Linked DNA regions of Homo sapiens: all the other regions are linked to region 2. The links are chromatin loops, found by intact Hi-C in ENCODE. Cell type or tissue: PC-3. All regions are shown on one strand. Links, peaks and the distances in the headings refer to the core of each region. The heading gives the core; the rest is flanking DNA.

Region 1 (9,940 bases), core at 4,104-6,603, 53 kb before region 2:
CAGTGGTCCAGGTGCATTGGGAGAGACACCCAGCGCCTGGTGCTGCAATTGCCTCTGCTCAAATGAAGTCACCACGGGTGCCCAGTCATAACATGCAGCCACTGGTTATGAAGCCAGTGGTCTTGGTTCCCAATTTAAAGGACATAATTAAAAAAATCTCTTGGACAGAGTCACAGGCCATCTACAGCAGTGGGTGGCTGTTTCTTGTATGCTGAAAACCATTTTTTAAACCACATTGTTTTAAAAATACAGGAGTTGTACACCCATGTTCATAGCAATGTTATTGATAGTAAGTCAAAAGTCAAAAGTGACTCAAGTGTCCACTGATGGATGACAGCAGGGACAAGGTGCGGTGTAGACACACAGTGTTACTGATTCAGCCTTAAAAAGGAAGTGCATTCGGACACATCCACGAGATGGGTGGACCTTGAGGAAAGCATGCTAAGTGAAACAAGCCAGTCACAAAAAGACGAATAACTGTGTGATTCCACTCAAACAAGGTCCCTGGAGGGTCATGTTCTTAGAGAGAAGGAAGAATGGTGGCTGCTGGGGCGGGAGGAAGAGGGAGCTGGTGTTTAAGGCATGCAGAGTTCCAGCCATGGAAGATGAAGAAGCCCTGGAGATGGGTGGTAGTGGTGGTTGCAGAACAACATCAACGGACTTAATACTACTGAACTTATACTTACAAATGGTTAAAGTGGCAAATATTATGCCATGTCTATTTTACCACCAAAAAAAGAAAAGACTGTTTGGTAAAAGCCTAGAATTCCCCACTGCTAAATTTCCAACAGCTTCAAGAGCCATTCCCGAAGCCTCTGTGGTCTGAGAATGCCCACGTTTGAGAAGACGTTTCCTATTCTTCCACGCGTTCTTAAGTCACATGATATCTGCCTCGTGTCCTCTGTTTCCCTTCGCTCACTGGGCAAAGAAGATAGTGTAAGCACATTTCCAGGCTATGCGACAGGCACCCCTGATAGCTCCGCAAACCCTCTCCTTGAACTATGGGCAAGTTTCAGAACAGCTAGAAGAGACTTAACAGGACTTATAAATCTTCAACTTGAGCCTGTGCGGTACCTTCTCAGTGAGATTCAGGAGCAGTGTTTTGATGGGAAGGAGGAACAGACATGGATATTAGGTGAGCAAATCGGGACTCTGTGCTCAAGCTATAAAGTGGCTGCTCCACTTCACTTCTGCAGGAGTTCTTAGAATGAGCCTGTTCCCCTCTTCACAAATGAAGACCCTGGGGCACAGATGGGTTGGACAGCTCGATCAAGACCTTACAGATGAAAGTAAGGGATGGATCTAGGATTTGGAGCTGGGGTAGACCTCTTTCCACTATTCCACATTGGACACAGCAGATGCTTAATAAATGTTATTTGGCTTATTATCTCCTCCTCTTTATCAGAAGGCTAGAGTTACTGAAGAACCACTCACCAATGGCTTTGTGATTTAGGTGCTCCGACCTCTTCCTGATAAGAGACTCGCACAGAGCTGCCATTGCTCATACCCCTGCAGCCACAGAGCGGTGCAGAGCCAACATGCACAACGCAGCCTTGAGGGGAGGGAGGAAGTTCACCCAAAGCTGCTGATCCTAAGGCACTTATTTCATGCAGTGCACACTTCCTTCCCAGCCTCATGGGTTTCTTTCTAAAATCACAAGTAGTAGGCCACCCTGAGCCACCCTCCAGCCTAGAAGAGAAGGTTGAGGGGCTGCAGTCTTCAAGAATCTGCAGGCTTTAGATGCTCAAAGATTAGGTCCTAGGCAAGAGTAAAGTTCATAGTGGAGCTATGAAGAGGGCAAGCAAGTCTCACGAAGATCCTTGCTTTTCTGTGGCTTTAGCCTGGACAGTGCAATTGCAAAACACTGAGAAGCTGGGGAAGGCTTGGGAAAGAAAGGTGCCAAAGTGCGGGGGAGGGGAGGGGAGTAGGGTTATTTGGAGGAAAGGAAAGGCCATTAGAAACTACTTGGAAGGCGGCCGGGCACAGTGGCTCATGCCTATAATCCCAGCACTTTGGGGGGCTAAGGCAGGCAGGATCACCTGAGCTCAGGAGTTCGAGACCAGCTTGGGCAACATGGCAAAACCTCATCTCTACAAAAAATACAAAAATTAGCTGGGCATGGTGGCACACAAATGTAATCCCAGCTTCTCAGGAGGCTGAGGTAGGAGAATCATTTGAGCCCAGAAGGCAGAGGTTCCAGTGAGCTGAGATCACGCCACTGTACTCCAGCCTGGGCGACAGAGCAAGACCTTGTCTCTAAATAAATAAATAAATAAAAAGTACTTGGAAGGGGCTGACTGTGAAGCGTTAACAATCCTTTCCACTCATCACCACAATCATTTGTGCCACGGCGGTGCTTCTCCAAGCTGTCAGGTGGGCAACAGAGTAGCTTTCTCTGCTCTTGCAGGGAATTTCAGCTCAGGGTGCAGGTCCCTTCCGGTGGGGGCTACTGAGCAGGCTGCAGACAGCTGTGGCCTGTGTAGGCTGCGGGCGCTCTCCCATGCTGTCAGCTCTGCTCAGGACATGGGCTCAGTCTTGACAGGGCAGAGGCAGAGGCAGAGCAGCCTCATTGATTAAACATTCGTCTTCTGGAAACTATACCAGGGTTTGGACGGACTGTGCTTTGCAAAGAATGTTTTATGAACATCACCGTTTCGTATTCTTACTGACAGAGGCAGCTGAGCCGCAGCGGCACTCCCATTTCCTGTAACTCCGCACAGCCTCCAGCAGGCCGGGCCTGGGAATGAGCCCAGGGCGGAGCTGCCGCTTCAGAGAGCTCAGCTGGCAAGCCAGCGCCCTTGCTGGACCAAGGCATCTTGTTTTCAAGCTTCCCCTCTGGAGCCCTCACTCATCCTAATGCTTTCTGTCCACACAATACCCCCTGGCTCTAAGGAACAAGGAAATGGCAAATTAGATTTGCTTGTCTCTGTTGACCTGAAGAAAGCCTTCTCTACTGAAGACTAATTGGCAAATTCTGTTTTAGGGTTCAGCCCAAGTACTTCTGACTGACTCTCACAGACTCACAGAAAAATATGTTCGAGGGTGGAGCTGGAGGAGACAGTCAAGGTCACACAGTAGGAGCCTGAGGGCAGAGGCGGGCTCCTCTCCTTCCAACCCTCTCTGTCTCTTTCACCTTCCCTGTGGGAAGAGGTGGGCTCGCCTCAACCCTCTGTTTCTTTCAACTTTCCTCTCTGGGGAGAGGTGGGCTCTCCTCCACTCTCTGTCTTCCCCCCCCACCACCCCTCTCTTGTGCATTCTTCTACTTTGCACTACTCCATCAGCTGCTGGCCCTTTTCCTCTCCCCTGATCACCTCTCTGCCACCTAAGCCTGCAAAGAGCTCCTGCACACCCACGAGAACCTTCTCGGATAAGGTGGCTGTCGGCAGTGGTCGGTTAAGCTCCTGAGAGACTGTGTTCCCTGTTGGGGTTGATGCAGAGTTGGGTGCACCTTCGGAGACTTCCATTTGCAAACATCCCTTTGCTAACTTAAAGATAACAGCCCTAGAGGTGGCTTTACTGGGAAGCTAATGATGCTTCAGGCTCCTTTACTTACACAGCCTCTTTCCAAGGCCTCGTTCTCTGCATATTGTTTGTTTTTTCTTAAAGGAGGTCTCCCATGGCATGGTTCAGACCACTCCAAACCTGGCCCACTCCAGCACATACCTACTGGTGCTTTGCCATGCTGTACCTACGACTTGTTAAGAACTGTAGCAAACACTGTGTGGGCCTCACTGGCCAGGACCTTGTTGGAAATGCTCTTGAGTTTGTCAAGGGTGAAGCTTAAGGACTTGAAGAAGGTGTGAAATAATATTTGTGAAAGAAGAAGTTTAGCCTAAGCCATTTAATTTTTGTTTTGTTTTGTTTTTTTTGAGATGGAGTCTCACTCTGTCACCCAGGCTGGAGTGCAGTGGCACGATCTTGGCTCACTGCAGCCTCTGCCTCCTGGGTTCAAACAATTCTCCTACCTCAGCCTCCTGAGTAGCTGGGACTACAGGCACGCACCACCATGCCTGGCTAATTTTTGTATTTTTTTTTTTTTTTTTTTTAGTGGAGATGGGGGTTTTACTGTGTTGGCCAGGCTGGTCTCAAACTCCTGACCTCAAGTGATCTGCCTTCCTCGGCCTCCCAAAGTGCTGGGATTACAGGTCTGAGCCACCGTGCCTAGCCCGTAAGCCATTTAATTTAAAAAATCTATATAGAAGTCACTCAGAAATGTTTTCCAAATGACTCTTTGGAACCCTGACTTATCTGATGATAAGCACCTCTTCTACACAGATTTGTTTAAACATCTTAAAAGATGACTGTCTATCTAAGTCTAGCTATGGGTGTTTCCCCTGATAGAGGGACTGCTTTTGTAGTAATAATGAACCTACTCTCTGTGCCCTCCCCAGCTTTCCTGCTGGGATGACAGCAGGGGGCAGGGGCACTGGCATCAGGCACCTAAGTATCTAAGTCCTGCGTGTAGTTCACAGCTTTGAAAACACTTTGCCACATTCAAACTGATTTCCATTTAGAAGGCAAATCTCAGTTGGGGCACACGGGGACCAGGCTCTGTTCTGCAGGGTGTCACCCATCTAAATCTCCTGTTGGCTCAGAAGAGAGCACTGGCGTGGACAGAGCAGAGTTTTGTCAGATTCCAACCAAGGGTAGTGCAATGACTCTACTGACTGGAATTTACAATTCTCATTAAACGCTCTCAAAACGTCGCCTGTTTTGAACATATGCTTCTTAGAAAAAACTTAGATATCAAATGACTCAGGGATACCTGATTTTTTTAAAAGAGCTTTTCCTAATTTTCCACTCTGCCAGAATTCCAAGGGCGATGGGTTCATAAACCTTCATGGCTGTGATTCTCATTTGAGAAAGTCATGGGGGAAAATGGCCAGTATTTTCAGGGTTACTGTGGAGATGGCCATGACAAATATTCTTACACTTCCCTTTTTTTTTTTTTAAACCTTTGCTTCTAATTCTTATTTGCCCATTTCTTGTTGACTTTTCTACTTAACTTTCTTGCTCTCTGGACTCACCAACTCTCTTCCCCTCTATCCTTCTTCCCCATTGATTTCTCTCCCACTTCTCCTTTTTCCGTCTTCTCTTTTTCTTCTTTGTTTCTTCCTTTCTACCTCTCTCTTTTTTACTTTGAACCCTTTTCCCTCCGCTACCCAGCCTTCCTGGCTTTTCATTTGAGGACCCTTTTACCTTCCACCAGTAGAGGGAGACATCACCGCTCGCTTTTTCTCTCTTACAATTTGGTGGCTGTGCATACATCCCGGCTAACACCAAGAAGCCGTTGGTTATGTTTGAATTGATCTAACCAGTTATATAATCCTAAGGAAAAACAGCTGACCACTTAGATATCTGACAGTGATAGTCCATCTACTCTGAACAGAAAACTGAGATACTCATGTTTTTATTCCAAAACAACCTTTTAAAAGTTCATATGTATCAAATATTAGGTTGAATCATATGACATTACCAATTTTTAAGGTCAAAAATTGGCCGAATGCTGGATACTAATAGAATAGAATTTTGATTTCTTGTAAGAGTGTCTATGAAAAGACCTTTCTGCTGGCAGCATAAAAATCCCACTGTCTGGAGTGCTGGAGCTTTTGCTGTCATTGCAGTAAGTCACTGTGACAGCTGATTTACTGCCCAAATGAAGTGTCGGCATGTAACTTGCAAAGAAGTTTATGGCTTCAGATGTCTGGAAGTCATACACATTAGCACTTAATGTTACAATTTAAAAATGCCATAGAGATCATTCCTGTTTCTGCAGATTCTCAAATAAAATTGCTCATGTAGGAATACATTTTATTTTACCCTAGCTGACGTCTTGTCTGAAAAAACCGAGTGTACAGATGCTACTAAAAGCAAAACTAGGAGCTTTCTAGATGGTCTGTGTACAAATTAAGAATGAGTGAAATTATTTATTTCTTTTGCTCCAATTCTGTCAAAAGCATTAGAGTTACGCATCATGTATTTCTGCTTGGCTGTGAAGCTCTGTTCTGGGGTCTTATGAATGCTTATTAACAGTTACAGAAACACCACAGTCTTCTAAAGTCCACCTAAAATGCAGGTGCAGGTTGGAAGGAGAGCTTTTTTGTATTCTTTTATTTAACATTATCATTTACGTTTGCCTAAGTTATTTTTTTTCCTACTACATTTGATTTTTCAGATTACATGGAGAGTTCTTCTGCAATACTAGCTTAATAAATCATGCAACTGCTGGTTTAATCTTGTTTTGATACTGGATTGGGGTATTTAAAATGTTAGGTTAAGTAAATACAGTAAATGATTTTCTAAAAACAAAATTGTAGCAATTATGTACCATGTTACTATCTTTGCATTTAGCATGCGATCCCAAAGGACCTTTGTAGCAACAAGTGCCAGATATAAGCATAAATGATGACACCAATGCTATACAAAAGTTAAATTATTTGACAATCAAATGAAGTGTGTACACTAAAAAGTGGATCATAACTGGATGTCGTGAGTATGTCATGCATATACATTGTTCTAGATAGAACTTCAATGTTAGCTCATAATAAAAGCCAATAATGAGGGAAGCAGCAATAATGAAAATGTGGTCCTCAGCTGGCTCTGGGTTATCTGCACATACTTCCAGTATGGGTCCTTGAAATTTCATAGGAGTTCAGATGGCAAGAGACACCTGTGGTCACACCCATCACATTATTGCTTTAGATGTCACATTGTTGCTTCCCTAACATTTTCTTCCTTGAGAATTTATAGTAGAGAGAAAATTTCATAGGCACTGAATAACCACCCCCATCCCCCACTTGTGAGAGAGGATACACTAACACTGAATTTTCCCATTTTTGAGATAATAAATAAGACCTCATTAGGTACTTTGATGCCAGCTTTCTATCAATATTTATCTAATTTTTTGACCTGCAATATCAGGGTGCTTATCTAGACGTAAAATTATAAAGCATTTATCTCTAATTTCTAAAGTATTGCATATTTCCTTAGGAGCACGTCTTCTATCATTCAAGAAATACCTTTCTTATCCGGATACTGGTCCTAAAATAAGATGGCAGGCAAAAGTTTGACCAAAGATACCTGGGGCCTCTTTCCCACCAGCCTTTCTCTCCTCTGCAAATGAACATGCTGAGTCTGATGCTAAATCTGTCTCCAGAGGCTCCTCCTTCAAAGTAAACACTGGAAACAGCTTTAGGTCAGAGTAGTCACACCCCACGGCTAACTCAGTGTTTATTGTTGGTAGAGTGGGTAGCAAACAACCCATGTCTGGAACATATGGCAACATGGGTTGTAACATGTCCTCTAATTATAGAGACAAAGCTTCTCTTCTACTCCCAGGAATGATGGAGAACTGATACTGGACCAGCATTCAGCCTGTATATAAGGGAGTATATGAAACTGGCCAAAGTACAGGAGGCAAATGGTTTCCAGTAGTGCACCACAGGCAATGCAAGACTGTAATCCCTGAGGGAAGGGAAACTCACAAGGTAAGCCCCACAACCAACCAATTCTTTTCTTGGGGAAAGTTCCCCAACCATTGCACAGAGCTGGAGTCTGAGCAGACCATAGTCATTCAGCTATAGAGAAAACAGAGGTCAGAGTGCGAGAAAGCTGAAGTGGCTGGATCTCCAGGGCAAGACACTGGAGAAGAGGATGCCGTTCTGGTCCGTTCAGGAGGACCAGAAGTCCTAGTGGAGGTTCCAAGGGCTGTAGGCAAGGGTTGCGCTGGGCATGTGCAGGGTGAGAATCCCCTGCCCCAAGGCTTATAAGATAGCAGCTGAGATGTGGCTGAAAGAGAAATAGAGATACTCGAGGTTGAGAAAAGTAGTGCATTAGGGACACTGAGGTCATGAACACCTCCAACACATTGTTCACATCCCCGGGATCCCAAAGACATCAGAAAGGCTGTGCCTTAGGAGTAAGAATCATGCCCTAAAGTAAGACCCTAGACCCATCCTAACAAAGCTTGAAACCAAACAATCTTCAGAGAAGACAGAATTTGGAGGTTGAGTTCCAACAAATTAAAAAAGTCTGGAAACCACTTTGAACTTTCCACAGATCTGTACTAACGAAACATAATACAAACCCACACACGTTCAAGGTGACTAGCCAGTACCTGAACTGCTTGCTGTAACAGGGGCAACACTCTTTGGTGTAAGATAACAAAATCCAGAGTCTCTATACCACATATCTAAAATGTCCTGTAGTCAATAAAATATTAATAGACATACAAAGAAATGGGAAAATATGATAGAACCAAATCAAAATTTTACAACTAAAAAGCACAATAAGCAAAATGAAAAATTATCTGGATGAAGTTAGCAGTAGATTGGATATGGCAGAAGAATCAGTGAACATGAAGAGAGATCCAAAGAAATTATCCAGTCTGAAGAGCTGAGAGAGAGATATTGAAGGAAAAAGCACAGAGCCTCAGGGACCTATCCTCTGGGCAGATTTTCACAGGGGAGCGTGGGTAAGGATAATGGGTTGTGGGGACTGAAAGGGTGTGGCTGAAAATCACTTTACACACAGTCACCCCTGTAGATGTTTCTTTATTGATGTGCATAGCATAGGGTTAAAAGCATGGGCTCTGGGGTCAAATTAGGACGTTTCTGTTAGAAAATTGTACTTAAGCTCTCCCTCCTCCGGTTTTGTTAATCTATAAAATGGAGATAATATTAGTAGCAGGCTCAGAGGGGTGCTGTGAGGGGTTAGCAGAAGTTATGTACGTGGAAGGCTTGGAACAGCATGTGGTATGTCCATGTGGTATAGTCTGGGAAGTGGTGAGCCCCGTGTCGGTGTGAAGGTGGATGAACTGCAAAGAGGAGAGTCGGGAAAGAGCATCGGGCCTCATGTTCCGTTTAGCGCCAGCTCTGCTTGCGTGCTTTCCACAGTCCTGTGAGCACGGTCCCTAAACCACAGAAGCCCATAAAGAACCAAAGCAACAGAAAGGCCTGTTCGCCAGGTGCCTGAATGGCCGGTAAATGTACAGTCCAGTGGAACATTATCTGCTGGTGATATTGGCCTGTTGATGAGACACAATGGGCTCAAAGCCCTGATGACAGAGAAGAGTCTGCTGGAGGGGACCTCCACTGGGCAGGACCCTGAAGGTCGATGTTCGGCCCTTGCCACCAATGCTGAAGTCCTCTGTCCAGCATTGCTAGGAGATGCTCCCTGTCCCAAGTCTGACATCTCTGGGTGGGGACTCCTGTCCACTAGGAGCTCTGCGTCCTGGGCTGTTCCCTCTTGGATTGAGTAGAGTCTGAATCCCAGGCCCACTCTCTGGTCCTAGATGTGACCTGTGGGGCCACACAGAACACATCTCATCCTCTCCTGCCGATGTTCTCATGGCGCTTGGGGCACTCCCAGGGGGGTAGAAGCCTTGAGACCAAAAGGACTTCTTCCAGAAGCAACCTGGGTTTCTCACAGCAAAGGCAGTGTAGGGAGGGCATGGGACTCCAAGCTAATTAGACTTTTAAATTTATCCATCTATGAGCAACTTACTTTGTAATTGGTAATGATTTCCATGTAATCATATGTGTGCTTGGGGATTCTGATGAAGTAAGAAAAACCCAACCTACAAATCATTTCTAAACTGTCATAAAATTTTCATGAGTGCTAAATTTAACAATTAATGAAGTTAACACATTCATGTGTCTCATAGACATTACACATTTATCAATTTTGATTTTGCAGTTTTCTTTTCATGTTTTAGAGCTTGTAATTTTTTTCCAGGTCTTAAAATTTTTTATAGTTCCTGGAAAAGTGCATAGGCACTTGCCTACAGTGTCTGATGGCTTGAATGTCCATGACATCTGTCTCTGGGTTCACAGATTAATTTCATCCCACCATGGCCATAACTTCAAGGAACCATGACATGTCACTACATCAAAGAGAACTCCTTCCCTCTAGCTCCTAGTTTTACATCCAGGGTGGAGGT
Region 2 (9,940 bases), core at 4,067-6,566:
TCCCGAGTAGCTGGAATTACAGGCATGCAACACCATGCCCGGCTATGATTTTTTTTTTTTTTAATTTTTAGTAGAGACGGCGTTTCACCATGTTGGCCAGGCTGGTCTCGAACTCCTGATCTCAAGTGATCCACCTGCCTCGGCCTCCCCATAAATCCTGTTTTTTAACCCTGCTTTCCAAAATTGGGTGAATTTTGTGATTCAAGGAGGAGGACAAGTGTGCACTGCAGAGGCCGGCATTCTGAAGCAAGTGACACCCTGAGTAAGCTCTGCTGGGTAGAAACAAAGATGATTATGAAGCCATTGAGAAGATAAAGAAAGGCCTTGAGCGAGTGAGGAAGAAGGTGAAAAAAGATGGTTTCATTTGTAATGTAAATAATTCTTAAAAGGAGATGTAAACAAGTGAGTAGAAATGAGGATAATTTAAAAAGTGAATTGGCCAGTTAGGATCTGAAAGGAAATCCCACAATTCCCCAAATATAGTGTGTGGAGGGTCATCATATGAAATGAGAAATTTTAACTAGATGGGAAGGATTGAGTTCCCCCACCCAGCACTCTCCTATTTGCTAAGAATTGGAATAAGAGCCCACTGGAGAGGTCTCTGAGCTTCCTAGAATCTAGGAGCTGAATCAGGGCTCTGCGTCACCATGGTAAAATCCGTCATGTGGCCGGGCGCGGGGGCTCATGCCTGTAATCCCAGCACTTTGGGAGGCCGAGGTGGGTGGATCATTTGAGGTCAGGAGTTCGAGACCACCCTGGCCAACATGGTGAAACCCCGTCTGTATTAAAAATACAAAAATTAGCTGGGTGTGGTGGCAGGCACCTGTAATTCCAGCTACTCAAGAGGCCAAGGCACAAAAATCACTTGAACCCAGGAGGCGGAGGTTGCAGTGAGCCAAGATAGCACCATTGCACTGCAGCCTGGGTGACAGAGTGAGATTAGGTCTCAAAAAAAAAAAATCAGTCATGTGAGTTCAAATTTGTATAGCCTCAAAAACGGTCTTCGTGTGTTGGTGGTCTTCGGTCATTCTCCACCTGTCGTTTGTGAAACTCTGAGATAAGCTCCACGTGAGCAGTGCTTAGTCCTCAGTAAGTCCACGCCACTCCTGTCCCACCCAAGCCCCTCAGCGTTGACCTTACGCCATCTTTGGGTTTGCAGGGCCAGAAACGATGCCTAGTTCTCCTTAATTCTCCATGGAATAAAACAAATTATCTTGCAAAATTGAAAAACAAACTCGTGCTATCATCCAACACCCCTCAGAAACTTCTCAATGACTCTCTAGAAATTACGGGTCTTGAAATCAATAGTGCCATCTTAGCTCGGAATGGCTGACGCATTTGTAATGCTTTCTGGTTTTCGATATTCATTCACATTCTGTATTTCACTCACTCGATCTCTACCCTGTGACAGAGGTGGTACAGATTCCCAGAGGACAGGCGAGGAAAGCAGCTTGGAGAGAAATGGAATTGCCAGTGTCTAGAACCAGCTTCTGATGTCTGCCCACCGCCTTTTCCAGCTCCCCCACCCTCGTGACTCTTATGTTCTTTCATGTCCAGTTATTTAAGATCTTTTGAACCCTCAGTCAATTTATCCTCAAAATAAAAGATTTCAGAATAGAGTTGTCTCATGGGCATGTTATGCACAGAAAGCTAGCAATTCTCAGGCTCTTCAAAACCTTCTGACTACATGTATACATGGTGAGAAAGTTGTATTCCCAATTGGCATGCTTCTCCAAAGTAAATACGTTTCTGGGATCTTGTAGCAAAGAGTCCACATCGTCTGGGCACAGAGAGCTGTGTCTATGAGCAGGACCCAACGGCTTCATGGATTGATGCCAGTTCCCTTGAGAAGCCAACTGCGATGAGTCCAAGCAGAACCCATTTTTTAAAAAATTCAAAAAGAACGAGGACCCTCTGGAAAACTTCAGAGACATTTCATTTTTCTGAGTTGAAACTGAAGACGCAACCTCGTTACTATTATTGTTAAGATATAAGGCCATATATATCTGTGTTTCTTTCCTCAGGGAACCCTCAAGCAAAGAAATGCAAATATGTACCACCGTACTGTGTACTTTTCAAGGGTTTTTTCACATAATATCTCATCTGGTAATAAAAAGATATACATACTGCAGTGTCTCGTGACTGTCACTAATGCCTGTTATATGAGGTAAGAGGAACAGGTGTTCCCCTGTATATGCTCAGATTCACCTGGAGGGTTCTTTCCATGAGGCTGCCATTCATGCTTGTAATATTCACGATGGTGCTTGGCTTTCCGCCTCTAAAAGGTGAGTGATGGTCAGAAGACCCCTAGGGCATTCCTGCTCTGATGGTCCATAATCTGAGATCTGGGGGCCAAGGGAACCCCAGGGTCCAGCACTCCCCATCAGAGGTCCTTGTGGCTCAGTCTGGTTCTCTTGGGACAGTCCTGACCATCCCGATTTGCCTAACATGGAACAGAAGCAAAGTGACTCTCAGGTGTGCAGAAGGGGCGTTTGACACCCAGACATCATCTGTAGGGTCTCCCAACATTCTCATGGCACACTGTCCCTGCACCCGGACGTCTGATCCCCCCGAAGTATCTGTTCCTCCTGCCTCGTGTGTGGTTGGGATTTTAGGGCATACATCTGAGATTCCACAATCCCTCTGTCCCTTCAGTTCGAGGTCTGGTCTACGGTACACACTCAGGTCAGGGAGGGTGCACCTGGGAGTGGAGTGGCCTGGCAGCCTTTCCTGCTGGGCACAGGGCCGCTCGTCCTCTAGGGTGCCTGTGGGTTCTGTAGTGTCCAGCTCCAGCCTTGGGCCTGGCATCTCCCTGGGGTGAGCTGACCCCCTGGACACTTGTGGACCTAATTGTCCCACGGGCCCTCCCCTTCCGCAGGTCCCAAGCTCTGGTCATCAAGCTCCCTGCAATCTCTCCTCCTCACAAGCTGCCTCTTCTTTGCTAGTGGCATCCCCCATGGGGAACCCATTTATTTCATGCCCTCTGCCCCCTCATCCCTCACATCCAGGTGGTCAGCAGGAGGTGGTCATGGTCTCTCTGATCTCTCCTGTCTTGCTCCCCAGTGTCTGAAGGCCACTGCACTGTGCCGGCTCTTGTCCCCTCTTGCAGGAGCCGCTGTCACATCTTCCTGGACACCCCCCTTATGTGTCCCCCACACTGTTGCCAACAGGGCCTTCCAGTGCAAATGACATCTCAGGAGCCTCTTGCCTGAAGTCTCTGGGTGGTTCCTAATGCTGCTGGCGCCCCACTCTCCTGTCACTGGCTGCACCCCCAATGTGTCTGCAGAACCGAGTGCTCTGAGGTCTGGGTTTCCAAGCTGAGCTCCTTGGGTGCTGGGCAGGCCTCTGGCCCCCTCTCTCACCTCTTCTTCCTTCCCCTTGAACTATAGCAGTTAGACCTATGTCTGTTTTATATACTGAGTTTCCTCATTATTTTTCATTTTCTAAAATGGATCACTGCTTATAACAACCAAAACAAAACAAAACAAAACAAAACAAAAATGCAGTCAGCTAGTAAATGTGGCAAATGTTGACTGTAATTATTGTGAGCAGCTCTGAGTGAAGTTCCTAGGGTGCGATGCTGCCCCCTTATGAAACACCACATGATGGGCACTGCTGGCAGGATGTAGGACTCTACGGCAGAGGACTTGAACTTGGGTCCTGGCCTTTTGCCTAGTGATATGATGTGCACAGTTTCTGGGCCTCAGCAAGTCGGATATGCTATAAAAGGTTATTTCCAACTCAAATACTACGATTCCATAGCTAAATAAAACTTTTCAAGAACTGAAGTCAATTGTGTCTACACATTTCACACAATGAGGAAGTGCTGGCCAGCCCAGCAGCAGGAACTCTACAAATAAAGTATTTACGAGAACAGGGGCGCTTACAGACCCAGCCTAGGCCCAGAACAGGTTGGTGGCTCTAATGGCACTCAGAAATGACGAAGTACGACATCAATACCCCTGCCAGCAGACTTGGGTCCGCACAGACGTCTGGAGCTCTAAATACAGTGTGCTGTTTTTGTTTCTTGTTGTTCACATAAAGCTGCAAGCACTTCACTGAGTCACTGCAGTCCAGTCAGCAGGTCCTTAATTACTTTTCTCAACAAAGGCACTCAAAAGAACAGGCAAAGTTCTACCAGTTAGGACCGGCTATGGAATGTCGGGGGCCCGTGGCAAAATGAAAATTTGGGGCAGCTGCTTAAAAATCATTAAGAATTGGCCGGGCACAGTGGCTCATGCCTGTAATTCCAGCACTTTGGGAGGCGGAGGTGGGTGGATCCCCTGAGGTCAGGAGTTTGAGACGAGCTTGGTCAACATAGTGAAATCCCACCTACTAAAATTACAAAAATTAGCCAGGTGTGGTGGCGGGCACCTGTAATCCCAGCTAGCTGGGAGGCTGAGGCATGAGAATCGCTTGAACCTGGGAAGCAGAGGTTACAGTGAGCCAAGATTGCACCATTGCACTCCAGCGTGGGTGACACAGTGAGACTCTGTCTCAAAAAAAAAACAAAAAAAAAACATGAAGAGTTTCAAGCTGGAGAGAGCAGAACACGAAGTCCATCTGGGGCCCCGTGTGAGGAAGCAGGTCACACACTGGTGACCCCGGCCCTGCTAACTGCCATAGTGTTACGGCCTGGGAATGTGATTTTCCCATTTGTGGCAGATCGATGTCTAGCGATTCCATGGGGTTTTCTGAGAGGATTTATAGAGAGTTTTTCTAAGAACATCACACAGTGAGGAAGTTGTGATTTCCTCGGAGTTAAGGCCTAGTCAACAGCCCCTTCTCTATGGAGAGCCTTGGGGCTTTTCTTCCCCTTGAACTACAGCAGTTAGACCTATGTCTGTTTTATATATTGAGTTTCCTCATTACTTTTCATTTTCTAAAATGGATCACTGCTTACATCAACCAAAAAAAAAAAAAAATCAGTCAGCTAGTAAATGTGGTAAAGTTGACTGTAAATCAGTCAGCTAGTAAATGTGGTAAAGTTGACTGTAATTTTTGTGAGCAGCTGTGAGTGAAGTTCCTGGAGGTGGGGCTGCTCCCTTATGAAACACCACACAGTGGGGCACTGTTGATGGGATGTAGGACTCTATGGCACAGGACTTGAACTTGGGTCCTGGCCTTTTGCACTCCCCGCCCCCCCATCCCCCCTACCAAGAGCTGCGGTGTCTTCACCCAGGTGCACCAGCCAGCGGTGGGGGGGCTTGCCAAGAGCTGCCATTTTCTAGCCTGGGCGAGGCTGACTGGGTGAAGGTGTGATGGGAACAAGTTTACCAAGGAAGAAGGATATAATATCAGGGAGACCACGAGAGGAAGAGTCAGCAAACACTAAAACTGTCAGCCCTTTCAATACTATTTTCCAAGAGTATCAGAAACTGTTTATAGCCTCCAGGGCAACCGTTCTTAGACTTTTTTTTTCATTCCTTACTGGTTTAAAACTCTGATGACAGCTATGGATCCCTTCACTCTCGTGCACTCACACATTTTAGGTACAATTTCCCGAAGCCTATTCCTAGGCCCCAGGTTAAGAATGGATGACCTATCAGGTTAGTTCACAGAAACTGAAATAACTTATTTCAGATGATGAGATGGATGGGCTGCCTACTGCTCCAACAAGGCTGCTTGAAATGATTTATTTCAACCAGAATTTAAAACTGAGCTGTTCTAAGAAGGCAGGCCAACAGGTGCCTATCGTGTGGCATGCTAAATGTGCCATCCCCAGGGTCCCGGAGGTATACAACCTAAAATCCCAGCCCCAGGCAGGCTGACACCCTGGGCTAACCCCGGCATAAGTCAATGGAATCCTTGGCCTACTCAGAAGGAGCTACTCTAATTACGCTTTATTCCAGGATTTCTTAAACTAAGGGTTGTGATCAAATAGTGAGTCATGAAATTGATTTAGCTGGTCATGACCAGCACTAAAAACAAACAATAAAATAGAAAGTATCAAGGCATCTTCTGTTGAGAAAGGCAAGCACTGTTTCATGCCTTTTATGTGCATCTCTGTGCACTGGATCCCAGTAGAAAATGTATTTCCTACTGTGAGTTGCTGTAAAACACAAAAAGTTTGAAAGCTACTGTTTTATTCGAATTTGTAGGAGGCACACGTGAGGCCCTCCGATATCTGTTGAGTAGATAAATACACGTGTAGGTTGCGTCAGTCACAGACCTAAAGACACCATGAGTCATTTTCAGTGATGGCATTTCCACCCTCCCAGAACTGTGCAAGGATTACTAGCTCTTGATCAGACTTAATTTTTTTTAAATGATCATTTCTCTTGGAGTCTGACATTTTAAAATTTGTGCTTCTGGTAGGTTTGAGGGTGAAGGATATGGGTTTCATTTAGTTTAGATTGGGTGCCCGAGGCTTTTTTTTTCCCCCCAGTTGAGAACACTAACCTCATCATAGGGCCAAAAAAGCAATATACTTTTTTTTTTTTTCTCTAAGAGAGAAGACTACGATGGAGACATGAAGGTAGATACAGCAAGAGGAGCATCAAATTCTCTTTTTCTTCTTCCCTCCCTTCTCTCCTTCAGTAAATACTAACTGAGCAGCTGCATGCCAGTCAAGGAGTTGGCTGCTGGGAATACAGTAAGGGAAACTGACACAGGCCTGGCCTCTTGAAGCTTACCCAACTGTGGGCAGAGACATCGGCCACTCGAGTCCACACATCCCCAGTGTATACCATGACAACCCTGGTCAGAGCTATGAAGGAAGCATACAGAAAGCTATGGGAAGTGTGTGCAGTGGCAGGCTTCCCTGAGGAGCCCACGCCTGAACATCTCCCTGAAAGATGAGCAGGAATTAACAGAGAGGAACCAGAGGAGACCTCGGGGCTGGAGCCCAGGTGGCATGCAGGACTACGGTGCAAGCCGAGAGAGGTGGGTCTTGTATACTAGGTTAAGGATTTTGGCCTCCTTCCCATAGTGATGAGATTCTGTTTGGAAACGGTCACTCTGATGTCAGCATAGAGGCTGGATTAGATGAGGAGCAGAGTGGATGGTGGGTGTCCTCCGAGAGACCTTTGCACAGTTAAAGTGAGAGATGATGGCGGCTTGCAGCTGGCCGAGGCAGTGCACAGAAGGAAAGGGATGAAGTGGTTTAAGCTGGGATCCACCTAGTAAGCAAACTGTACAGAGCCTGGTGATGGATTAGGTGAGCAGGGTGTGGCAGAGAAAGGAGTCGGTAGGACCCTCACGTCTGTGTAGCCTGTGAATGGGGCTGGCCCTCAGCAAGGTGGGGGGTCACTGGGGAAAGATGATTTGGGGTGCTTTTATCTCCCCAAGTGGACATGTCCAGCGGGAAGCTGCATATGCATGTCTGGAGCTCTGAGGAGAGGTCTGAGCTAGAGACATAAGCCTGGCAGAAAGAGAGACTCCGGAAGGCAAAAGGAGCAAGACACAGGTATAAACACACACTCGTCAGAGCCACAAAGCCAAGAACCACACACACACAAAAGGGACGGAGCCGGTCAAAAAGATGCACAAACAGGGAAAGTCAGATGAACAGAGACAGACTTTCATGAAGCAATCGCTTGTGGCTTTTCTGGGTATGGAAGAAATATATTTTTCAAGCTAAGTTGCAGTTTGACAATTCCAGGCAGAAATAAGGTGAGCACTTGGCCAGAGTCCACCCTCCCTTGCTGGATCGTCTCCAACCTGCAGGCACACATCTACCTTTGCCTTGGAAGAAGGTCTCTTTGCACTGGGCACTGACACTGCAGTTGAGTATCACTGACAAAGCCAGAACAGGATGAAAATGTGCCCGGGAGGCCCCAGAAATTCTGTTGTTGAAGCTTTCCTATTGGCCAGGGATGCTCTCTCCAAAAAACTGTATTAGACATGTAATCTCACTCTTTTGTCATAAACAGTTTCTAAATAAATGCACAGAATAAAAAAGACGTGATACCTTAAAAAATTTACGTTAGACGCATTATTTTACATCAGAATCCTCTATCAAAGCACTTTTTAAAAGTACACATATTGGCCAGGCGCGGGGGCTCATGACTGTAATCCCAGCACTTTGGGAGGCCGAGGTGGGCAGATCACCTGAGGTCAGGAGTTTGAGACCAACCTGGCCAATATGGTGAAACCCTGTCTCTACTAAAAATACAAAAATTAGCTGGGCATGGTGGCGCGTGCCTATAGCCCCAGCTACTCGGGGAGGCTGAGGCAGAAGGATGGCTTGAACCCGGGAGGTGGAGATTGCATCACAGCACTCCAGCAGACAGAGCAGGACCCTGTCTCAAAAAACAAAACAAAAACAAAAACAAACAAAAATGTGCATTTATTCATGGCTCCCAGTCTTACACGAGCATATTTGACAGAAGTCTCCAGAAAGTCCCACAGGGCCGACCAGGCAGTGATTCTGCTTCCTGTGGCAGTTCTATTTCTCATTCTACACTTATAAATTGGCACTCTGATTACGAATTGGCTGCCCAGGCAGCTTGATACCAGGCAGAGAAGCGGCTGGCTTTGCCTGGTGAGAGAATGCTGGCCCCTGTGACAACGTTGGTCCTGCAGTCATCTGTTGAAAATGAACAAATCTGCATTCTGGCTTTCTGCATTCAGGATGAGAGCTCGGACAACATGGGTCTGTCCACAAGCTCCAGTCCTCCAAGTCCAACATTGAGACCAAGGCCGCTCTGTGGGCCAACGCTGCCTCTCCTTCTTGGAATGTGTAGCCCCTCCCTCCATCCTGACCTCCAGGGGCTGTTGAGACTCTCAGGAGTGACCGACAGGAACCTGAAATGTGGAGCCTGTTGAGATAAAAGGAGGCTCTGCAGAACTTCATGGCAGAAGGGTAGTTAGTTTCTACTTCAGGTGTAGATTCTTTTTTATTTTTATTTTTTTGAGACGGAGTCTTGCTCTGTCACCCAGGCTGGAGTGCAGTGGCCTGATCTCGGCTCACTGCAAGCTCCGCCTCCCGGGTTCACGCTATTCTCCTGCCTCAGCCTCCCGAGTAGCTGGGACCACAGGCACCTGCCACCGCGCCTGACTAATTTTTTGTATTTTTAGTAGAGACGAGGTTTCACCGTGGTCTTGATCTCCCGACCTCATGATCCGCCTGCCTCGGCCTCCCAAAGTGCTGGGATTACAGGTGTGAGCCACTGCGCCCAGCCCAGGTGTAGATTCTTGACTCAGGTCGTGGGTGGGATCTGCCCAGTTCAGCTGTCTGTGAATATTTAAGGTGGTTGGGGGTCACTGCGTGGGCCTCTATGATGCCAACAAAGGACTCCCCTGGGATGGCCTGCAGCCCCCTCTGTGATGAACTTCAATGATTCACCCCACAAAGTCAGAGGCAAAATTTCCAAAAAGTATGTTGTGAGATTACTCCCCAGTTCTTTGTCCCCAAGGAGTTGTTGCTACTTTAAGGCAGGCCTGGGTGAGCAGACCCTGATCCAGGCTGGATCTGCCTCTGGGTCCCACTGCTTGTTCCCCTTGACACTTTGGGCTCTTCTTCCAACTCCACTGGCTTCAGCCCCTGCACAGAGCCCCTTCAAGCATTCCATTGCTGTCCACCGGCTCTCCTGAAGGGCTTGCTTACTCCTTGGGCCACCATCTGCAAGCTCAGTGCCCGGCCACCTCCTCTGGTCCCTATTCTGTGACCCCACAAGACAGGGAAAGACACTCACTGCTCAGAGCAGAATGGAAGATGGACTCCCCACTTGTGGCACATGATGGCACTTCTTATTTAAGACCCTCGAGCAACCTACCTCACTCAACACAAAACTCTTCCTGCTCTTTATGACGTTGCTTTGTAAATTGTAGATCACCGGGCAAAAGAGAGAGATGATGATGGGAAGACATTCTGGATAAAGGGAGCATCCTGAGTGCCCTGGCAATCATCCTCAGCTGTTCCTGGAGTGGCCATCACCCTACACAAAGCAGCTTCTCCTTCAGGGCCAGCCGTGGACTTCTCTGCCCAGTGCAAGCT
Region 3 (9,940 bases), core at 3,917-6,416, 140 kb before region 2:
ACGTGTGCGTCATCCCTTCCTGCACCTGCTTCCACGGGCCCTTGGCGGTAGCCTGGGAACAGCTGGTCAGGTACTATTAGCCCCATTCTACCAATGGAGAAACCGAGGCTCAGAACAGCTCAGTGGGATGCGGCTTCTGAGGTCACACGGTTCACGTGCACCAGAACTTGCTTCTAGGCCGCCTTTCCATATCCTGTGCTTTTTCAAAAGCCCCCTTTTAATGCTTACAACCCCTTTTTGCTGTGCAGGGTACAATGCTAGACTAGCAGGAGAGTGGTGACTCATAACCAACTTCTGACTTATTTGACCGCACACACAAAACAAGGCTCTCTACCCATTTTTCCAAAACACAAATTGCGTCTTTAAGAATGCTCTTGAACTCCAAGTGCAACTGACAGACAGCACATCATAGACCGCTTGATACATGTTGTTGTCTGAATGGAAAAACAAGACATGCCTCCAATTCCCCCAAAATAAGTGATTCTATGAAACTAATGCCACAAAAAGGAACTAAAGAAGAATGTGTCAGCTGTTCTAATACAATCAACTGATTACCTAGAACACAGGCAAAAATGCATGTCTGGGGTGTAACCAGTGGTGTGGGGGTGGGTCTGCCATTGTTTACAATCGCCACACATGGCGATAATAGAAAGCAGACCACTGCAGTGTTTTTCTTCCTATTTTTAAATTCTCTGCAGACAATGCACCCTGACTCCCACAGCTCTCTCCTTCTCCTTGGTACACCACCAAGTGTAACTAGTGATTCATACGAGGGTGATTCATGTTATCCATCAGATTTTTTCAAAATTATTTTTATTAGTCTTCTTGTTGTTGTTGTAAAATAAATCTCTTTTCCCCCGGCTGTGTTGCCAGACACTGCCTTCCCCAGCCTGCCCTCTCGCTCCCTACCTGCTTGCATCAGCCAGGCCTGGGGCAATGGGAAGGACCTGCAAAGGTGTTGAAGACCCTTCTCCATGAGGGAGTAGGAAGGGAGTCAGTCTGTGCAACTCCCTGTCCCCACCCAGGCCAGTGTAGGTGACCAGGCCACCAGCTGGCGTCTGCCCTGATCCTAGATTTCTTCTGGGCCTCAAATCCAGCCCTGAATGTCAGGTCAGGCAACCGGAAACTACTTCCTCCCAGTCCCCATATCCTCTGTACCCTCACTGGCTGGTCCTGCACCTGCACCTGGACAGAGAGCTATCTGAAGCTGTGACACTGGCATCTCCTGAGGCTAAGAACTGTCCTTGTCTAAACGCTTGGCTGTCACCCCAGCTCTGCTATACCAGCCTCACCAGACTGATTGAGATAGAGGCCACTCTGGCTCAGACTTGAGCTCCCTACTTTGCGATTTGAACCTTTGGACACTCTCTGGGGGAGAAATGTGGATGGTGACACCCTGTGGCCTGGTTTTAATGGTGTGCTAGTAAATGTGCACAACAGGCTCTCTGGAAGAAGAGTCCTGAAATGTACATTTGCCAATTTCTGTGGTGTAAATACTGCCCCCATGGCCAATTTCCAGCTGTCAGTAAGAAGTCACTGAACGCAGAGGTGGAAAGAGATGTGCAGCAGAACAGGGTTATATAATGCTTCCTCCACTCAGACACGCAGATGTAAATAACCTTGATGGCCCGGGCGTGGTGGCTCACGCCTGTAATCCCAGCATTTTGGGAGGCCAAGGTGGGCAGATCACGAGGTCAGGAGATTGAGACCATCCTGGCCAACATGGTGAAACCCCATCTCTACTGAAAAAAAGATAAAAAAAATTAGCCAGTGTGGTGGTGCACGCCTGTAGTCCCAGCTACTCGGGAGGCTGAGGCAGGGGAATTGCTTGAACCTGGGAGGTGGAAGTTGCAGTGAGCCAAGTTCACACCACTGTACTCCAGCTGGGAAACACAGCAAGACTCCATCTAAAAAAGAAAACAAAAAACAAACAAACAAACAAAAAAAACAAACTTTGATGGCATAGGTAATAGTAAAGTGTAGATCACTAGGAAGTGATGAGCTTTAAGTGTTTATTACTTTTGTTTTTAGTATAATCTATTCAATTTGTAAGTTTATATCATTAAACTTTTATTTATTTTTCTTATTTATTTCTATATTTATTTGGAGACAGGGTCTCCCTCTGTTGCCCAGGCTAGAGTGCAGTGGCATGATCATGGCTCACTTCAGCCTCAACCACCTGGACTCAAAGCTCACACCTCAGCCTCTTGAGTAGCTGGGACTACAGGCGCCCGCCACCATGCCCAGCTAATTTTTGTATTTTTACTAGAGACAGGGTTTCACCATATTGGCCATGCTGACCTCAAACTCCTGACCTCAAGTGATCCACCAGCCTCAGCCTCCCAAAGTGTTGGGATTACAGGCATAAACCACTGCGCCTGACCCATTTAATTTTTAATAATGGCTGTGTTTAACAACCAGCTTGCAAATTTCCTGAAAATTTAACCATGAGTGCTCCTGGGCCCATCAGGGCCAGCTCTAGCATGTCACAGCCTGGTTTGGCTCTCAGGCCCCATCTTTGCATGGCTTCAGCTAGATGTCATGGTCCCCTGCCCGCAGCCTGCATGACTCAGAATTCCTACCAGCCAGGGCCGTGTGACTTCTGACGTCCAGGTTGCCAAATTCAATAGGTAAATTTCACTCCTTATTCTACTTGGCCTCCCAGAGACTCCTGTCTTTTGAAACTCTCAACACCATCATTGTTCCTTGCTATGATTTTAAACCTTCTCTGAGGGCACAGGTTCCTCTGCTGGCCCTTCAGCTGTTGGTGTTTTTCAGGACCTGAGGTCTTCTTCCACTGTCCTCACTGGGAACGTGAATGCCGCTGCTTCCCAGATCCCTGCCTTCAGTTCAGGTCTCCCTGTTGAACTCAGGTCTCATCTGTGCAACTTCCTGCTGCACAGCTTCCTGTGACCATCTCTCAGGCGTCTCCTACTCAACAGGTTCCATCATCCCTACCTGTCTTGCTCACGCAGGCATCCATGCTAGCGTTCACCCCATAAATACTTCTCAGACACCCATTACCTGCTAGTCACTACACGTGCTGACCATACAGCTGTGACTCAGCCACAGTCCCACCCTCATGGGGCTTATCCAGGGGACATGGTGTCACCATGTGCCCAGTGACCCCAGCCAGAGCCTTCAGTCATCCTTACCCCTGACCTCTCCCACTTACCATTGTTTAGTTGGTAGATTTGATCTGTTCTTCTTCCTGCCCAACTCCGGAAGCCTCCCCTTCCTCTGCCCCCACCAAGAGTGTCTTTTCCCCAGGCCCTTGTCATTTTGCTCTGGGATCATCGGGAAGCTCCTCACTGCTCTCCTATCCCCAGACTTGCCGCTCTCGAATCCATTCTCCATGCTGCTAGAGTAATGATATTTCTGAAATCACATTTATGATATTGCCATTTCCCTGTATAATATTCTCCCAAAGACCCTCATAGCATTCCATGTAACATCTAGCCTCCTTGGCATGGTAGAAAAGGCCTTTTAGGTGACCTGGCCTCATCTGCTTCTTTTTTCTTTCTTTTCTTTTTCCTTCCTTCCTCTCTTTTTTCTTTCTTTCTTTCTCTCTTTCTCTTTCCTTCTTTCCTTCCTTCCTTTCTTCTTTCTTTTCTTTTCTTTTTTGATAGGGTCTTGCTCTGAAGACCTTGGAGGCTGGAGTGCAGCAGTGAGATCACACCTCACTGTAACTTTGAACTCCTGGGCTCAAGTGATCCTCCTGCCTCAGCCTCCTGAGTAAGTGGGACTACAGGCATGCACCACCATGGCCGGCTAATTTTTAATTTCTTTTTGTGGAGACGAGGTCCTGCTATGTTGCCCAAGCTCCTCAAACTCCTGGCCTCCCCATCTGCTTCTTAGTCTTCTTGTTACCATTCCTCCTGAGACCTACGCTCCAGCTGTGGGGACATTTCTCAGGCCTACCCCCTATGCTGGTGCCAACCCCTTCACCCAGAATCCCTCCACCCGACGCCAGCCCTAGCCCCTATTCCTTTCTTTGATTGCCTGCTCCTAGTCATCCTTCAAAGCTTGGTTCAGCTGCAAGCTTCCCAGTATGGCTGTGCAAGGGGCATTGCAAAGAGGTGGAGGGTGCCCTGTGCACATCTGAGGTCACTGTAGATTATGACAATTTTCTGGTACATAGTGATAAAATGAATGGTGCCACTGAGGTCATCAGCAGGGCAACTTCTGTCACTTCCTCCTGGAAATGTTCACTGGCCCTCCCAGTTTGCGTTGGGTGACTCTTCTCTGTCATGGCCATGTCATACCAAACTGTGACTGTTTATTAGTATCCATGCTCTTTTGGAGGATGAGCTCTTGGAGGACAGGACCGTGTCCTTCCCTTCTGTATACCTGGCACAAGAACTGATGGGCAGTCCGTGAAGGTTTGTTGAGTGAATGAGCGTGTCCCCGGTAACAGAGTGCCGTGGATAAGGCCCCAGGATCCTGAGTTAGAATCCTGGTGCTGCCTCTCCCATGCAGGGTGACTTAGACACAGCACTCCACAAGTAGCCACCCCATACCTCATACAAAGAGTATGGGGCTCAAGTGAGAAAGTGGCTGCCAAGCACTGAGGGAATGCATGGTGATTCTTACGACTGAATATTTTCCAGTGCTGAAGCTGCTTCTGTGTTGTGCTTCCTAGTCCACTTTTCTGGACTCCCTCTCTCGGTTTGTTTATTATTATTTTAATCCTCCTGAGTTTTACTAGAGAGGCAGCACCATCTTGGTAAATATCTTAACTGCCAGCTCCTGGTGGGGGGAGGGGGTGGAAGTTGAAGTGGAATTCAGTGCAGTGATGTGTGAGATAATGGAACACACACACATTACAGCTAAAGTCCAAGGGAAAGGCTGTCAGAATTAGCTGGATTCTCCCGGCGTCCTCTCTGCACCGGGGCTTGCGATCTGGCCCTCGGCCGCAGGTTGGCACAGCCTGCTTTGTTGCTGAGATGCCCAGTTTCCTCTCGCTCCTGCCCTCTGCTGGCCGGAATCAGATTCTTTCCCGCATATTTGACTCTGTTGCCTCTGGGGATCCGCCTGGGGATCCGCCTGCGTCTCGGGGGCCTGGTTTTCTTTGCTTATTCACTTGCTTGCTGGAGTGTCTATTCCCTGCTTGCTGCATTAGAAGCTATGGGGTACACAAGTGATGCTGGTCCTCAAAGTCCACCTTCAAGGAGCAAGAAATTTGGATAATCTTGGAGAAGCAGAAGCCAGGACCTCAATCCAGAACTCTGTGCCTGGAGCAATGAAGGAGTTATTGTCCCCAGACATGGCACACCAGATTGCAAATTTATAAAGACAGGGAATCATACTTATGTAGAGCTTCGCAATTTACAGAGCACCAAGACATACATTTTCCAATTTAACTCTTTTTTTTTTTTTAGACAGAGTCTCACTCTGTTGCCCAGCTAGAGTGCAGAGTGCAGAGGAACAATCACAGCTCACTGCAACCTCCACCTCCTGGGTTCAAGCAATCCTCCTGCCTCAGCCCCCCAAGTACTTGGGTCTACAGGCACTTGCCACCACGCCCAGCCAATTTTTGTATTTTTTGTAGAGACAGGGTTTCACCATGTTGCCCAGGCTGGTCTTGAACTCCTGACCTCAAGTGATCTGCTTACCTCAGCCTCCCAAAGTGTAGGGATTACAGGCATGAGCCACCATGCCTAGCTAATTTAACCCTTTCAAGCAAACCACTGAGGATGGTATTAATGAAATAAAATAGAAATTGTGTTGGGAGACTGACATTTACTGTCATCAGATGTGATTACTGGCAAACATCTTGTTAGTCAGCTGATGTTATGTCTCACCTCAAAGGACACACTTGATGGGTGGGTGGGGGAAAGCCAGTAAGCCAGGAGTTTCAAAGGAACACTGTGTGGTCTGACCCACACTGTCTTTCCGTAGCATCTGAACTTTCTGTCCCTGCCTCTCCAGCAATGTCTGAGAAGATCAAAGTCTGAGGAGACAGATGTGACTCCTGGAGAGGCATCCAATGGGTAGTTCTCCACTTCTGCCTTGCAACCGTGATCCCAGAAATTCTGAAAGGGCACTTTTAGGATTAAAAGCATTTAGCTTCGTTTCTTCCTTTGTAGGAATGGAAAATCAAAATCACTCTGAAGTCGTGGTTTCTTTTAAGATGCAAAACAACTCCTTTCAAGCCATTGCTTTTAAATCTCTCACATTCAAGCTTAAATCAGTGAGTGACATTGTCACCGTATAATCCGACTGAGTTAAATCGAATAGTGGGAAAGTGGCCTTTTCTTTCTTTAATCTTTGACAAAATAAGGCAAATTCTAAAATTATGCCCAACAGTCTATCAGTAGTCTTTGTTGTTCCACATGTTCAAAGAGAAATGTCTATAAACTCTCAGCTGGTGTTTTTCTAACCCGGAGGCATTCTCTTCCCTACCAGGAAGGGAGGAGTGACTAACATATGATGCTGAGAGAGGCCACTAGGAAAGAGATGGCTGAGAGGGAGAATTTCTCCCGGTGTCAGAGGCATGCGAACCAGAGCAACTCCATCTTGAATACAGAGCTGGGTAAAATGAGGCGGAGACCTACTGGGCTGCATTCCCAGACTGTTAAGGCATTCTAAGTCACAAGATGAGATAAGAGGTCAGCACAAGATGCAGGTCATAAAGACCTTGCTGATAAAGCAGGTTGCAGTAAAGAAGCCGGCCCTATCTCACCAAGACCAAGATGGCCACGAGAGTGACCTCTGGTCGTCCTCACTGCTACACTCCCACCTGCACCATGACAGTTTACAAGTGCCATGGCAATGTCAGGAAGTTACCCTGCATGGTCTAAAAAGGGGAGACATGAGATTCACCCCTTGTTTAGCATATCATCAAGAAACAACCATAAAAATGGGCAACCAGCAGCCCTCGGGGCTGCTCTGTCTATGGAGTAGCCATTCTTTATTCCTTTACTTTCTTAATACACTTGCTTTCACTTTATTCTATGGACTCACCCTGAATTCTTTCTTGCACAAGATCCAAGAACCCTCTCTTGGGATCTGGATCAGGACCCCTTTCCTGTAACACCTGCACTGCTATTCCGACCATAGTCTTGGATGCTTTGAGGTTGTGATAGCTGCACAGGTGAGAGGGAGAGCCCTCACTCAGAAATTTTGCTCTCGAAACTCAGAGGCACAGAGCAGACTTAGGACGTGCTGATGTCCACGCTCACAACATGCATGTTGCTCAGTTCATACAATGTGTGACGCACGTCAGACAGACCCACCTTCAACAAAGCACTTTTATGTCTCAAAACAGGAAGCATCCAAAAAATGCAGCCACCCAACTGCTTCCTTCCAGTAGAATCCTCCTCTTGTCCAGGTTTCTATCCTATCTGTGCTTCCCATTTTCTGTCCTAGAAGTGAAACTGCCTTTGCAAAATTATGACTGAGACAGTGAGAGAGATCTAACTTAACCGACTGCATCTTGCTTCTCACCTCCAAGCTGTCTGTGTTCATTCCTGGGCGTAAGCTGAACTAACTTTGGGAGAAACTTAGTTTATAGTTTAAACAAAGACACTAATAGCTCTTTGCCAAAGCAGACCTCCTTCTTGCTTGGAGACTAGATTGCCTTTGTAGGACTAACATTAGCCACAAGATTAGAAATTATGATTTAGGAGTCGTGCAGCTGGAGGCTACAAGATTCTGACCCTCCCTAAACTGCTCCTAGAAATCAGTGCTTGAGATATATTTGCAGACCCTGCACTTGATGGATCAGCTGGCACCACCCCATCAATAAACTGGCTCACCTGATCTTGTGGCTCCCACCTAGGAACTGATTCAGCACAAGACAGCTTTGACTCCCCATGATTTCATCTCTGACCAACCAGTACTCCTGGCTTACTGGCTTTCCCCCACCCACCAAATTATCTTTAAAAACTCTGCTCCCCAATGATCAGGGAGACTGATTTGAGTAATAATAAAACTCCAGTCTCCCATACAGCCGGCTCTGCGTATATTACTCTTTCTCTATTGCAATTCCCGTGTCTTGATGAATTGGCTCTGTCTAGGCAGCGGGGCAAGGTGAACCCCTTGGGCGGTTACAGAAGCAGAATCTTGATGACCCCAGGCAATTATGGTGGTCCCAGTGACTGGCTTAGGAGGGAATATGTGACCTGTTCTGGCCAATTAGACACTGGGGGAAATCTGGAGGCTTGTGGAAAGATTTTTTTCTCTTCCTTTGAAAATAGAGGGAAAAAAAAGACACAGATCCTTGTTCTTCTCTGGACTTAACCATGGCTGTTTTTAATCTCGGGATTTGGCAACCACCTTGTGATGATGAAAGGAAACAGCCCGAGGCAAAATAAGTCTATTGAGTCTGGTAGACTGAAGAAATGTAAACAACTTGGATCCTTGAAGAAATGGAAGTACCTTTTTGAGTTACTGAATTAGCCCTGAAACTGCTCTACCTGTGAACTTCTTTTTATATGAGACTAAATCCCCTTGGTTAGACCATAATGAGTTCAATCTGAAAGCATGCTAAACAAGAATCCATAATTATCTATAATCTCTATTCACAGCTGCTGTACTCCCTCTTTTTTTTTTTTTTTTTTGCCACTAAAAAGAAAACTATGGCAAGAACACTTAACATAAGATCTATCCTGTGTGGAGAAAAGAAAGAGAGATCAGACTGTTACTTTGTCTATATAGAAAGAAGTAGACATAAGAGACTCCATTTTGTTCTGTACTAAGAAAAATTCTTCTGCCTTGAGATGCTGTTAATCTGTAACCCTACCCCCAACCCTGTGCTCGCAGAAACATGGGCTGTGTCGACTCAAGGTTTAATGGATTTAGGGCTATGCAGGATGTGCTTTGTTAAACAAATGCTTCAAGGCAGCATGCTTGTTAAAAGTCATCACCACTCCCTAATCTCAAGTACCCAGGGACACAAGACACTGCGGAAGGCCGCAGGGACCTCTGCCTAGGAAAGCCAGGTATTGTCCAAGGTTTCTCCCCATGTGATAGTCTGAAATATGGCCTCATGGGAAGGGAAAGACGTGACCGTCCCCCAGCCCGACACCCGTAAAGGGTCTGTGCTGAGGAGGATTAGTAGAAGAGGAAGGCTTCTTTGCAGTTGAGATAAGAGGAAGGCATCTATCTCATGTTCGTCCCTGGGCAATGGAATGTCTCGGTGTAAAACCCGATTGTATATTCCATCTACTGAGATAGGAGAAAAACATCTTAGGGCTGGAGGTGAGACATGCTGGCAGCAATACTGCTCTTTAATGCACCGAGATGTTTTTGTATGTGCACATCAAAGCCCAGCACTTTTTCTTAACCTTGTTTATGACACAGAGACATTTGTCCACATGTTTTCCTGCTGACCCTCTCCCCACTATTACCCTATTGTCCTGCCACATCCCCCTGTCTGAGATGGTAGAGATAATGATCAATAAATACTGAGGGAACTCAGAGACTGGTGCCTGCGCAGATCCTCCATATGCTGAGTGCCAGTCCCCTCGGCCCACTTTTCTTTCTCTATACTTTGTCTCTGTGTCTCTTTCTTTTCTCAGTCTCTCGTCCCACCCGACGAGAAACAACCACAGGTGTGGAGGGGCAGGCCACCCCTTCAATCCTGTTAATTTTTTTTTTTTTGAGACAAAGTCTCACTCTGTCACCCAGACTAGAGTGCAGTAACGCAATCTCGGCTCACTGCAACCTCCGCCTCCTGGGTTCCAGCGATTCTCCTGCCTTAACCTCCAGAGCAGCTGGGATTACAGGCATGTGACACCATGCCCAGCTTATTTTTGTGTTTTTAGTAGAGACGAGGTTTCACCGTGTTGGCCAGGCTGGTCTCGAACTCCTGACCTCAAGTGATCCACCCGCCTTGGCCTCCCAAAGTGCTGGGATCCCGGCTCTGTTAATTTTTTAAGTGCACAATACAGTGTTAACTACAGGCACTGTGTTGTACAGGAGACCTCTAGAACTT

Evidence for each region. Peaks named below come from ENCODE experiments on the same cell type or tissue, not always from the same donor. Only the 100,000 strongest peaks of a DNase experiment are listed, where the experiment ranks them.
Region 1: a loop joins it to region 2, with 9 times the contacts of the local background. A loop is called at or near these places in 7 of 110 quality-filtered maps.
Region 3: it touches region 2 in a loop (6-fold over the local background); 2 of 110 quality-filtered maps call a loop at or near these places.

Annotation. Positions count from the first base shown.
Region 1 is chr6:157,662,629-157,672,568 of GRCh38, reverse strand. All of the region lies in intron 8 of ZDHHC14 (zDHHC palmitoyltransferase 14), which reads right to left. Among named protein-coding and RNA genes, the nearest start is that of MIR3692, 140 kb to the right of the region's middle. RefSeq lists enhancers at 1,989-2,594, 2,595-3,202. In PC-3, for the core only: a CTCF peak has its summit at 5,195 (motif pointing right); a DNase peak (open chromatin) is centred at 5,218; H3K27ac peaks cover 765 bases.
Region 2 is chr6:157,609,348-157,619,287 of GRCh38, reverse strand. The region is part of intron 3 of ZDHHC14 (zDHHC palmitoyltransferase 14); the gene reads right to left. Among named protein-coding and RNA genes, the nearest start is that of MIR3692, 85 kb to the right of the region's middle. RefSeq lists enhancers at 2,258-2,757, 2,758-3,259. In PC-3, for the core only: a CTCF peak has its summit at 5,018; DNase peaks (open chromatin) are centred at 5,867 and 6,157; H3K4me3 peaks cover 1,358 bases; H3K27ac peaks cover 2,500 bases.
Region 3 is chr6:157,751,857-157,761,796 of GRCh38, reverse strand. No RefSeq gene overlaps it. Among named protein-coding and RNA genes, the nearest start is that of SNX9, 66 kb to the left of the region's middle. RefSeq lists silencers at 6,186-6,480, 8,706-9,000. In PC-3, for the core only: CTCF peaks have their summits at 4,772 and 4,980 (motif pointing left); a DNase peak (open chromatin) is centred at 4,946; H3K4me3 peaks cover 340 bases.